Linked DNA regions of Homo sapiens: region 1 is linked to region 2. A link is a loop called in an ENCODE intact Hi-C map of the cell type or tissue named here. Cell type or tissue: IMR-90. All regions are shown on one strand. Links, peaks and the distances in the headings refer to the core of each region. The heading gives the core; the rest is flanking DNA.

Region 1 (5,373 bases), core at 130-5,129, 110 kb after region 2:
CAAGCCTTTTCAAGAACTGAGGCCTGTGTGTCACACAATTTATTCAGGGCTGGTTCTGTTTGGGGACACTGTCTGCAAGCCAGGCACTGTGCTAGGCACACATCCAGCATCCCTATAAAGGAGATGAGGATTTTCTCACTGGATGCTGAGATTCACTGAGGTTAACTGACTTCTCCATGACTACACAACTGTGAAGTTCTGGGGCCACGACTCAAACCCAAGTCGACCTGAAACAAGTTCCCAGCTGAGACAGCCCAGGTGTTGGGCCTGGGGCTATGGATTACAGTTTTTCTTTTATGTCAGAGCAGTTCTGATTCGGCTCAATGCCAGAAATTATTTACGGTTCCAAGTGTGGGGAGAGCCATCTGGTACAGTGGCTGGTTTGAGGCTGTTCTTGATGATGATTCCTATGAGGACTCAGCACCAGCAGCAGGCAATGTTTGCTGAACTCCCCTTTGTGGCTAGGACTGTACTATCCATAGGCATCAGGGAGAAACCTGCTCCTAGGGGGAAAAAACTCCCAGCATTGTCCTAGTTATGACAAATTCACCAATTCACAGTGCTTATTTCCTCTGGGGCAGGGATTGTGAGGGGGAAGAGAAGGTGGGGCAGGAGAGATAAAACAGAGGCTGAAAGGTACTATCACCAGAGTCCAAATTCCAAGGCTCATAAAAACATGGACCTTTATCAAGCCTCAGAAACCCGGCATGTGAATGTTCTCAAAGGGTGTTCTGTGGGACCTGGAAGATGCCCACAGTCAAAGACGTGTCAGACCTACCAGTCACCCATAGAACAAATCAAACCCAAAATCTGTCTAATGCAGTGGTTACCAGACTGGGAAAGGGATGGGGGAAGAAAGGATGAGGAAGGCTGGTTGATGGGTATAAAGTGACAATTAGATAGGAGGAGTAAGTTCTGGTATTCTATCACATAGTAGGATGACTATGGTTAACAGTAACGTATTGGGCCGGGCGCAGTGGCTCACGCCTGTAATCCCAACACTTTGGGAGGCCCAGACAGGTGGATCGCTTGAGTTCAGGAATTTGGGACCACCCTGGACAACATAGTGAACCTCATCTCTACAAAAAAATACAAAAATTAGCCAGGCATGGTGACATGCACCTGTAGTCCCAGTTACTTGGGAGGTAAGGTGGAAGGCTCACTTGAGCCCAGGTTAAGGCTGCAGTGAGCCATGATTGCACCACTGCACTCTAGCTTGGGTGGCAGAGCGAGACAGTCTCAACATAAATAAATAAAATAAAATATACCTTCTCGACACCCACATATTTTCTATATACAAAGCTTAAACAGTGACAGTGTTGTGTCCTATATACTCCAAAGTTTAATTCCAGGCTAGCATTTGTTAGATGATTTTGAATAGGTAAAAAACAGATTCACAAACTGTGCCAAATATTTTAAATATCAAGGGCAGATGTTAACAGGCCACAGCTGCACTCCCACTCTTTAAAATAAATTATTGCCCTAAAAAGGCATATAAATTGTTGAACTCTTCCCAGAACAAAAACTTACATGCTTCACATTAGGTTTGCCTTTTCTAGCAGAACTTTAAATAGTTCTTTGAAGATCCTGCTTGGGTGAGATTTGTGGGGAGGCAGGGCAGGGAGGATGGAGGAGCTTGATGATCACTTAGGAATGTCAGTTAATTCAGTTCTACACAAGAAATAAGTTTGTTACAGAACATTACCCATGAAAATATCTTGTCATTAAATGAATTTTTACATAGGAATTTCTTTTTTCTGTTTTTTTTGAGATGAAGTTCACTCTTGTTGCCCAGACTGGAGTGCAGTGGCTCAATCTCGGCTCACTGCAACCTCCGCCTCCTGGGTTCAAGCGATTATCCTGCCTCAGCCTCCTGAGTAGCTGGGATTACAGGCGCACGTCACCATGACCAGCTAATTTTTGTATTTTTAGTAGAGACGGAGTTTCACCATGTTGGTCAGGCTGGTCTTGAACTCCTGACAACTTCGTGATCCACCCACCTTGGCCTCCCAAAGTGCTGGGATTACAGGCGTGAGCCACCACGCCTGGCCAGTTTTTTGTATTTTTAGTAGAGATGGGGTTTCATCATGTTGGCCAGGCTGCTGTCAAACTCTTGACCTCAGGTGATCCACCCCTCATTGGCCTCCCAAAGTGCTGGGATTACAGGCATAAGCCACCGTGCCTGGCCAGGAATTTTTTTTTTTTTTTTTTTTTTTTGACAGTGAGTCCCACTCCATAACCCAGGCTGGAGTGCAGTGGCACGATCTCAGCTCACTACAACCTCCACCTCCCGGGTTCAAGTGATTCTCCTGCCTCAGCCTCCCCAGTAGCTGGGATTACAGGCACCCGCCACCATGCCCAGGTAATTTTTGTACTTTTAGTAGAGACACGGTTTCACCACGTTGGCCAAGCTGGACCTGAATTCTTGATCTCAGGTGATCCACCCACCTCGGCCTCCCAAAGTGCTGGGATTACAGGTGTGACCCACCACGCCAGCCAAATTTTCATAGTAATTTCGTAACAAGGTTAGAAACATTTGAAAGGTTAGGCTTGTCCCATCTGAAATACTGCCCAAGGTTGGGGAAAGGAGTTCTTGACCCACACAGAATCCACCCCCAATTCCTGGCCTCAAACCCCTGCTTTCTCCTCTCCTTTCCGGCTGTGAGTCCCTCAGCGTCAAGCGCAGGGAGACACTTTCGGCCGTCTCACTGTGAGCCAGCAGGGTGTGCTGTTCATCTCCAGTGGGAGTGTCAGCCGCTTCCTTCCTCCAGCTCTCACCATCACTGCTACTGGCCTGTCATCTGTCTCCTGGTCAGAACACACCATCTCTGCCTTATCAATACAGACGGCATCAAGACAGCACTTGGCATCCTTTCGGCTATCTGCAAGCCTTGCAGGGTAAGGAATACAATACTAAATACCTCAGAACTCGGTTGTGGCATCCTGTAGGAGCAGCACCAGGCATCATCACAGTGAACGGTCACAGGATATCCATCCCTCTACGCTCTGTTGTCTTTAGAGATGGTATTTACACCACAAACTGAAATGCCACAACCAAAAAGGGTAGGGGCTAAGAATGAGGTTGCTGGATCAGTGTTACTCAGAGATGACGTCCTAGAGATGTTTTCAAGGTCATTAATCACACTGAAGACCTACCATATGCCAGGCACATGTGTACCTCCTCTAATGTCCACAATGACTAGAAAGAAATTTTATCCCTACTTTACAAAGATGGGAAAAGGAGGCCTGAGAGGGGTGAAGTTCCCCAATTTTGGTTGTTTTCTTGTTTTGCTTCTTGATCAATTTCTCATCCATCTGAACTGCACTTGCTTGATTCAAATGTCACCAGAGAATGAACTAGGACTGGAACCCATTAGTGCCCATGCCCTCCCCAACATTCCAACTGCCTCCCTCCACGGGTTGCTCCCAATCCAGAGGTGGCAGAAGAGGAATTCCAGAGAGGTTAGTGGTGTGTGTAAGGGCCCCTAAGGCAGGTCTAGAGGCAGGCCAGCCTGCTAGCCTCACAGGCACACCTAGGAACATTTGCACTGGTGAAAGTCTGTCTCAGAGCCTGCCAAGGGCTCCTGCCGCAGGCAACACCTAAAGCTCTTCATACCTTAAGAGAAAGGAAATTCCAAGATTAGGAGTGGCAGACACCTCAATTTGCGTTTCCCAGAAAGATACCTGCGACTGCAGCCCCTTCTCCCTTTGTAGAGGATATTGGGTACTTTATCTGCCATTTCTCTCCACCTAGCAAGAGTGACTCTTCCATCCATCATGGCAAGGGGAAAAGGTTGAACAGCAGCACACAGCTGCTTACGACCACAGATGAAAACACTCTCGATTGATACATTTTCCCCATCTGCTTTATTATTTATTTTTTTGAGACGCAGTCTCACTCTGTCGCCCAGGCTGGAGTGCAGTGATGCGATCTCGGCTCACTGAAACCTCCGCCTCCCAGGTTCAAGTGATTCTCCTGTCTCAGCCTCCTGAGTAACTGGGACTACGGGCTTGTGCCACCATGCCTGGCTAATTTTTGTATTTTTAGTAGAGATGGGGTTTTACCATGTTGGCCAGGCTGGTCTCGAACTCCTGACCTCGTGATCTGCCCACTTCAGCTTCCCAAAGTGCTGGGATTACAGATGTAAGCCACCGTGTGCAGGCCCCCAACTGCTTTAAATGAGCACAGAGTATCAGCATACCACCATGATTAGCTGAAACTCAAGCTAGACTGCCTGGGTTCAAATTCTGGGACCTTAGTAGCTACTTACCTTATCCATGTCTTAATTTCCTCAATCTGGAAACTAAGATGGACATCAGCAGAGTTGTTGTGAAGTTTAAATCAGTTTGTATAAACCACCTAGAAGAGTGACTGGTGGCTGGGCGCCATGGTTCACACCTGTAATCCTAGCACTCTGGGAGGCGGAGGCGGGCGGATCACCTGAGGTCAGGAGTTCCAGACCAGTCTGGCCAATATAGTGAAACCTCGTCTCTACTAAAAATACAAAAATTAGCCAGGCGTAGTGGCGTGCATCTTTAGTCCCAGCTACTCGGGAGGCTGAGGCAGGGAGAATCGCTTGAACCCAGGAGGCAGAGGTTGCAGCGAGCCGAGATTGTGCCACTGCACTCCAGCCTGGGCGACAGAGCGAGACTGCATCTCAAAAATAAAATAAAATAAAATAAAAATAAAATAAATAAAAATAGAAGTGACTGGTATACAGCAATCTCTAATGTAAGCGTTTACTATTACAATGTTAATGCCCGTATTATCAAATAAAATAATCCTCAACACATTTATTCACCAAACTTCCTAACTTAATTTTAAGACAAAATGTAACAATGAATTAATAATCTGTACAAGTGCTGACAGGCACGCAGACTGGTGTGACCTCTATGGAAGGGATTTTGATAATATCTAACAACCACAGACGCGCATTTACCTTTTGAGTAGGTAGGCCCACTGCTAAGAATTTACCCTGAAGACACATCTCCAAAATAAAACACAAGATATGCAGAAGGTTACTCACTGCAGCATTAGATGTAATAATACAAGACTGCAAACATCCTAAATGCCCATCTGCAGGAGACTGGATGAATAAACAAGGTACATTATACAATTGAATAGGATGTAGCCATAAACAAGAATAAACATCTCCATGAACTAATATAAACCAACTTACAGGGAATGCTAAGTGAAAAAGTAGACATGGTGCGTCCACTCAAAAGGCCTACAAGTAATAGCACTCAGTAAAATTAAGTATGCCTATCGTCCAGATCTTGGTTTCCAAAAACCAATCTCCCACTAAAAGAAACCAGGGCTCTAGCCGGGCACGATGGCTCACACCTGTAATCCCAGCACTTTGGGAGGCAGAG
Region 2 (5,373 bases), core at 275-5,274:
ACCCTGGAGACCACTGGGAGCCACTTGAGGGGAGAAGCCTCGAATCCACCGTCCCCAGAGTGGCTTGAACCCCCCCATCCCCACCCAAGACCACCTCATAAGAGGGAGGCATATGTCCAGCAGGAGCATAGAGGCCACCCTGGGCCCAGCAGATGTCAGGAATCCAGGTCAGGGAGGATAAGGAAGGGTGAACGGTCAGCACTCAGGGTTCACAGGAGCCGCTGAGGGCACTCCTGCCTCCCTAGTCCCCTCACTCCCACCCCCAGGCCAAGCAAGTGCAGAGGCTGAGATGGACAGAAACAGAGAGAGGAAGTGGCCCCAGAAATCGCGGGATGAAAAAACAGGAATTGAGAGGGGAATCCCCAGAATTAGGCTTTGGGGTGCAGGCATAGGAGACAGGAAGGGGAGGGCCAGAGCTGGGTCAGTCCCATGGAAGGCCTTCCTGGGAGGCCCCAGCAGCCTCCCAGCCCGTCTCTATGCCTTAGTCTATCTTTCCAAAGGGGGCTCAGCTGCACCCAAGGCCATGTGCAGAGCAAATGGGGGTGCTCTGGGGACCCCCTGGGATCCCTGCAGTTCATTTGTCTGAAGCAGCCACAGTGCTTCCTGTGGGGCATCTGGGTGTCCCCATGGGGACTCCTGCACCCACTAGAAACTACTCAGCCATAGACATGTTCAAACGCAGCCACAGTGACAGAAACCAGGGACAGATGGCCTCCCCAACACCCACAGGGCCAAGTTGCTTAAGAACTCTACCTGGGCCGGGCGTGGTGGCTCATGCCTGTAATCCCAACACTTTAGGAGGCCGAGGTGGGTGGATCACCTGAGGTCAGGAATTCGAGACCAGCCTGGCCAGCATGGTGAAACCCTGTCTCTACTAAAAATAAAAAAATTAGCTGGGTTTGGTGGCGGGCGCCTGTAATCCCAGCTACTCGGGAAGGCTGAGGCAGGAGAATCACTTGAACCCCGGAGGTGGAGGTTGCAGTGAACTGAGATCGTGCCACTGCACTCCAGCCTGGGAGACGGAGCAAGACTCCATCTCTGGGGCGGAGGTAAGATAACTCTATCTGGGGGGTCAGCCAGCCCTGGGTTCAAATTCTAGTAGCCTCTGATTAGCCATGTGACAGAGTCTTCTCATCTGTCAAGTGGGGCTGTGCTCATGGGTGGATGTGAGGGTCAGAGGAGATGCCCGTGAGCCTCAGGGTACCAGGCACTGTGGAGCCCCAGGCTGGCCAACAGGTCACCTTGGCCTGCTCTGCAGCGTACCTGGGCTGCAGGACTGCCCAGGGCTCAACATCCTCCTGCATCAGCTCTTCCCACCTACAGAGTTGTGGGCAAGACCACAGTGAACATTTTGATTCTTGTAGTTCAAGTACAGCTGGCCCCACCTTTCACAGCTGGCCCTGTATGAATAAGGCAGCAGGGCCTGAGGTGTCAGTGCCAACGCACCCTCTGTTAGATGTTCCTTTCTTATCATTATGAAAATTTGCAAATACATTAAAACTCCAAAAGATTTTTTTGCTTTATCTATCTGTCCATCAAGGCATTTTATCTTTTAACACAAAATAAATTGCAGACATCAGGACATTTCAACTCTGAACACTTCAGGACGCATATCATTAAGGTTCAAGGTTTTTTCTTTTCAAGGTGAAATCTACATTCAGTGACGAGCACACGTCTTTGGTGTTGGGTGTTACTTTTTGGAAACTGGTTCCTGCCTCGCTTTGATTTCCCTCCGCAGGGCACTGAGTGGAGTGCATGTGCTTGGAAGGCTGGGGCTTTCTGACTAGGTCCTGTCAGGGAGCTGGGGTGGGGTAAGGTGAGGACTCAGGGCCATGCCCAGGACTGGGAGGCAGCATAGGTGTGAGCCTGGGCCATGCTGGGTTTTTTTTTTTTGTAGGGGCGGGTGCGGACAGGGTCTCTCTCTCTCTCACCCAGGATGGAGTGCAGTGGCCTGATCACAGCTCACTGCAGCCTCGACCTCCCCGGGCTCAGGTGATCCTCCCACCTCAGCCTCCCAAGTAGCTGGGATTTCAGGCACACACCACCATGCCCGGCTAATTTTTGTATATTTTGCCGAGATGAGGTTTTGCCATGTTGCCCAAGCTGGGGTCAAATTTCTGGGCTCAAGCAATCCACCTGCCTGGGCCTCTCAAAGTGCTAGGATTACAGGTGTGAGCCACTGTGCTTGGCCTGGGATTCTAATCTGGCTCTGCCACTTCCCAGCTGCGGGACTGTGAGCAGTTGGCTTCCCCTGCTGGAACCTCCTCTATCCTGACCACAGGGCCTGGCTCAGAGGAGCACTGGACAAGGAACATGAAAAGGCTCTGACTTCACCTCAAACTCCTTCCCCGCAGGGTCTCTCATTCATCACTTTTATCTGCTATGTGGCGTCCTCAGCATCTGCCTTCCTCACAGCGCCTCTGCTGGAGTTCCTGCTGGCCTTGTACTTCCTCTTTGCTGATGCCATGCAGCTGAATGACAAGTGGCAGGGCTTGTGCTGGCCCATGATGGTGAGGACAGGGGCCCCAGGAGGGAGGGGTGCCCTGCACAAAGTGGCCAGATGAGGAGTCCAGAGTCGTGCACTTGGGCCCTTATCCTTTCTCTAGTGTGCTGGAGTTTGCAGTTGGTTAGAACTGGATGGAGAGACCCAGCTTCAGATCATCCCAGCTCCACTACTCAGCAGCCCTGTGACCTCAAGTGGGCTGTGGTGCCTCTAGAGCAGGTCTGTGAGGCAGGGAACCCGGAGAGGGGTCTCTGGCCACCAGGTGGCGCCGGTGCTCCCCACCGGGCCTACAGGAATGAGCTGCCGCCACAGGAATTCAAGCCATTTCCACGTGGGCAGGACAGGTTAACTGAGGACTTGCAGGGCTTACCCAGACTTCAGCCATCGGCAACCCTGACCTCGTTTTATCACCTGTGAGGGCCCAGACCCCAGTGGACCTCGCTGAATGAAATGTGTCCTAGAGAAAGGGCAGCAAAGGCTCAACTTGAACCCTTGTCTCTTGACTTCATATCCAGCATCTGCTGCCTCAGGAGGGCTGCACCCTCTGTGTCCCCATCTTAGGGACGGATAAGCAGAAACTGTGGTCCATGAATGGATCGGCCACAAGAGTGTGACAAAGCCGAGGCCCAGAGCCAGATCTCCCCAATGGAGAGCGGGAAGGGAGCAGGTGGGGGTGTTTCCAACTTCTGCTTCCACCGCATCGCAGGGCAGGCTGCACCCTGATCCACACAGTTTTTTGCCCAGAGCTTAGGACAGCAGCCCCGCTGGACCCGGGATAGGGCAGTGTCAGCTGCTGGCAAGGCAGCAGAGGCACCTCGGGGGTGGGACAAGGGCCTAGGCATGTGGGTGGGGCCAGGATGGGATAGGAGCCCTCAGGTGCTAGGCCTGGGGCTGGGAACACGACCAGGCTGCCAGGCCTCCTCCCCATGCTGTGCTCAGCTCCAGGGGCTCAGGGCAGCATGCCCCTCTCTCCCCAGGACTTCCTGCGCTGTGTCACCGCGGCCCTCATCTACTTTGCTATCTCCATCACGGCCATCGCCAAGTACTCGGATGGGGCTTCCAAAGCCGCTGGGGTGAGCAGCCGCCCCACCCCTCTGGAAACTGCAGATGCCCCTCTAGCCCCTCATTTAGGGTGGGACCTGGGGCAGAGCCTTTCCCTGCTGGGGCCCCCCTGGGGTCTCATGTGGGTCCCGATGATGATTCCAAAGTCCTCTCATTAAAGACTGACTCTACCCGGGGTTTTGAAAGGCTGTTTGTCAAACCAAGTTCACAGCTCATTTTCCCACTTCCGTTACTCACAGGGGTCTGTGCCTGACACTCGGGCTGTTTGTCCAAGCAGATCTGAAATGGGCCGTGAGGCTGGGGCAGCAGCCTCCCGGAGCAGGGAGTCAGCCCTGTGATGCATCCCATCCACCCTGTCCACAGGTGTTTGGCTTCTTTGCTACCATCGTGTTTGCAACTGATTTCTACCTGATCTTTAACGACGTGGCCAAATTCCTCAAACAAGGGGACTCTGCAGATGAGACCACAGCCCACAAGACAGAAGGTAAGCGGCTGCCCTGATCACCCCAGCAGTGCTGCAACAGGGGCCTGCCCTCCCTCGGGGATGCCAGCTAGTTTGAGGCTGGGGTGGGATCATTTCCTCTCTCCCCATGGCAGGAAGTGTTTTCACAGCCCATTCTCACCTACCCTCATGCAGCACTGATCCAAAGCCAGTCCCATTCGCCTCGTGCACCCTCACCCCAGCCTTTCTAGGAGGGGCAAGCAGTGGGCATGGCTGAGCCTCAGGCCAGGCCGGCAAGTCTCCCTGGACGACCCCCCTGGGCAGCCAGTCACTCTCGGGCACCTGTCCACCTGGGATCCAGAGTGGCCATCCCCCAAACCCAGCCCCTCTGCTGTCTTACCCATCCAGGCCTGTCCTGGGAAGCTCAGAGCCCAGAAAGGAGTCAGACCCAGAAACCGTGGCAAGGGACAGATGATGTGTCCCGTACCAGGGGAGGGGCCAGATGGGGCAGCAATGACGACAGTAAAACAGGAGCCGATAGAGGGAGGGATACAGTAGCTGAAAGCAGGCCCACGCTGGGTGTCAGCTGGCCCGAGGCTCTGGAGGGGACACTAGAGCTGGGTACTGACAGATGGCAGTAGAGGAGTGTGCAGGCAGAAGAGACCAGGCCGGTGTAGGGAAGAAGGCTGAGAGCAGAGACAGCAGGCGCTTCTGCCTGGGGAGATGCTTCTCTGGACCAGGCGGATGTGCCCCTGTGCTGGCAGTGCCTGTGGCTGGACAGGTAGACAAGGGCAGCTCTGGAAGGGCCTGCAGGCCCCACCCTGTGGTTGGGATCTTCCCTAGGCAGGACCAGTAGGTTAGGCTTAAGAGCCACTGGTTTCCTAACAGCCAGGTGCTGGGGCCATGGGGATTTGTGAATCCCAGAAACCGTCCTTCTGCTGAAAATGAATGCCACTCATCCCATCCCGTCCCTTGGCAAATATTAGGTTAGAGCTCCCAGGCGGTTTCCTCAGGCTCTGCAACCTGCTCCCAGTTGCCCGCAGCAAGTGATCCCAGACAACCAGCCCAGGGACCAATTAGTAAACGTCAGTGGAAACTTGGGTGGTTTTATTTTGTTTTTTTTGTTTTACTATTTGGAGAGTTTCACATATGTAACAATTATTTTGCTGTAAAATTATTCTTGACTTATATGTTAGAATTGAATATAGCAGCCAGGCACAGTGGCTCACGCCTGTAATCTCAACACTTTGGGAGGCCGAGACGGGTGGATCACTTGAGGTCAGGAGTTTGAGACCAGCCTGGCCAACACGGTGAAACCCCATCTCTACTAAAAATACAAAAATCAGCCAGGCATGGTGGTGCCCGC

What was found. Peaks named below come from ENCODE experiments on the same cell type or tissue, not always from the same donor. Only the 100,000 strongest peaks of a DNase experiment are listed, where the experiment ranks them.
Region 1: a loop joins it to region 2, with 9 times the contacts of the local background. A loop is called at or near these places in 9 of 110 quality-filtered maps.

What each region holds. Positions count from the first base shown.
Region 1 is chr16:66,714,486-66,719,858 of GRCh38, forward strand. No RefSeq gene overlaps it. Among named protein-coding and RNA genes, the nearest start is that of CMTM4, 20 kb to the left of the region's middle. In IMR-90, for the core only: a CTCF peak has its summit at 2,728; a DNase peak (open chromatin) is centred at 3,066.
Region 2 is chr16:66,605,955-66,611,327 of GRCh38, forward strand. CMTM3 (CKLF like MARVEL transmembrane domain containing 3) reads left to right here. Exons shown (of 5, transcript NM_181553.4): 2 at 2,355-2,510; 3 at 3,481-3,576; 4 at 3,929-4,049. It also overlaps a transcript of CMTM4 not described here. Among named protein-coding and RNA genes, the nearest start is that of CMTM3, 3.9 kb to the left of the region's middle. RefSeq lists an enhancer at 3,046-3,857. In IMR-90, for the core only: a CTCF peak has its summit at 2,764 (motif pointing right); a DNase peak (open chromatin) is centred at 2,807; H3K4me3 peaks cover 62 bases; H3K27ac peaks cover 417 bases.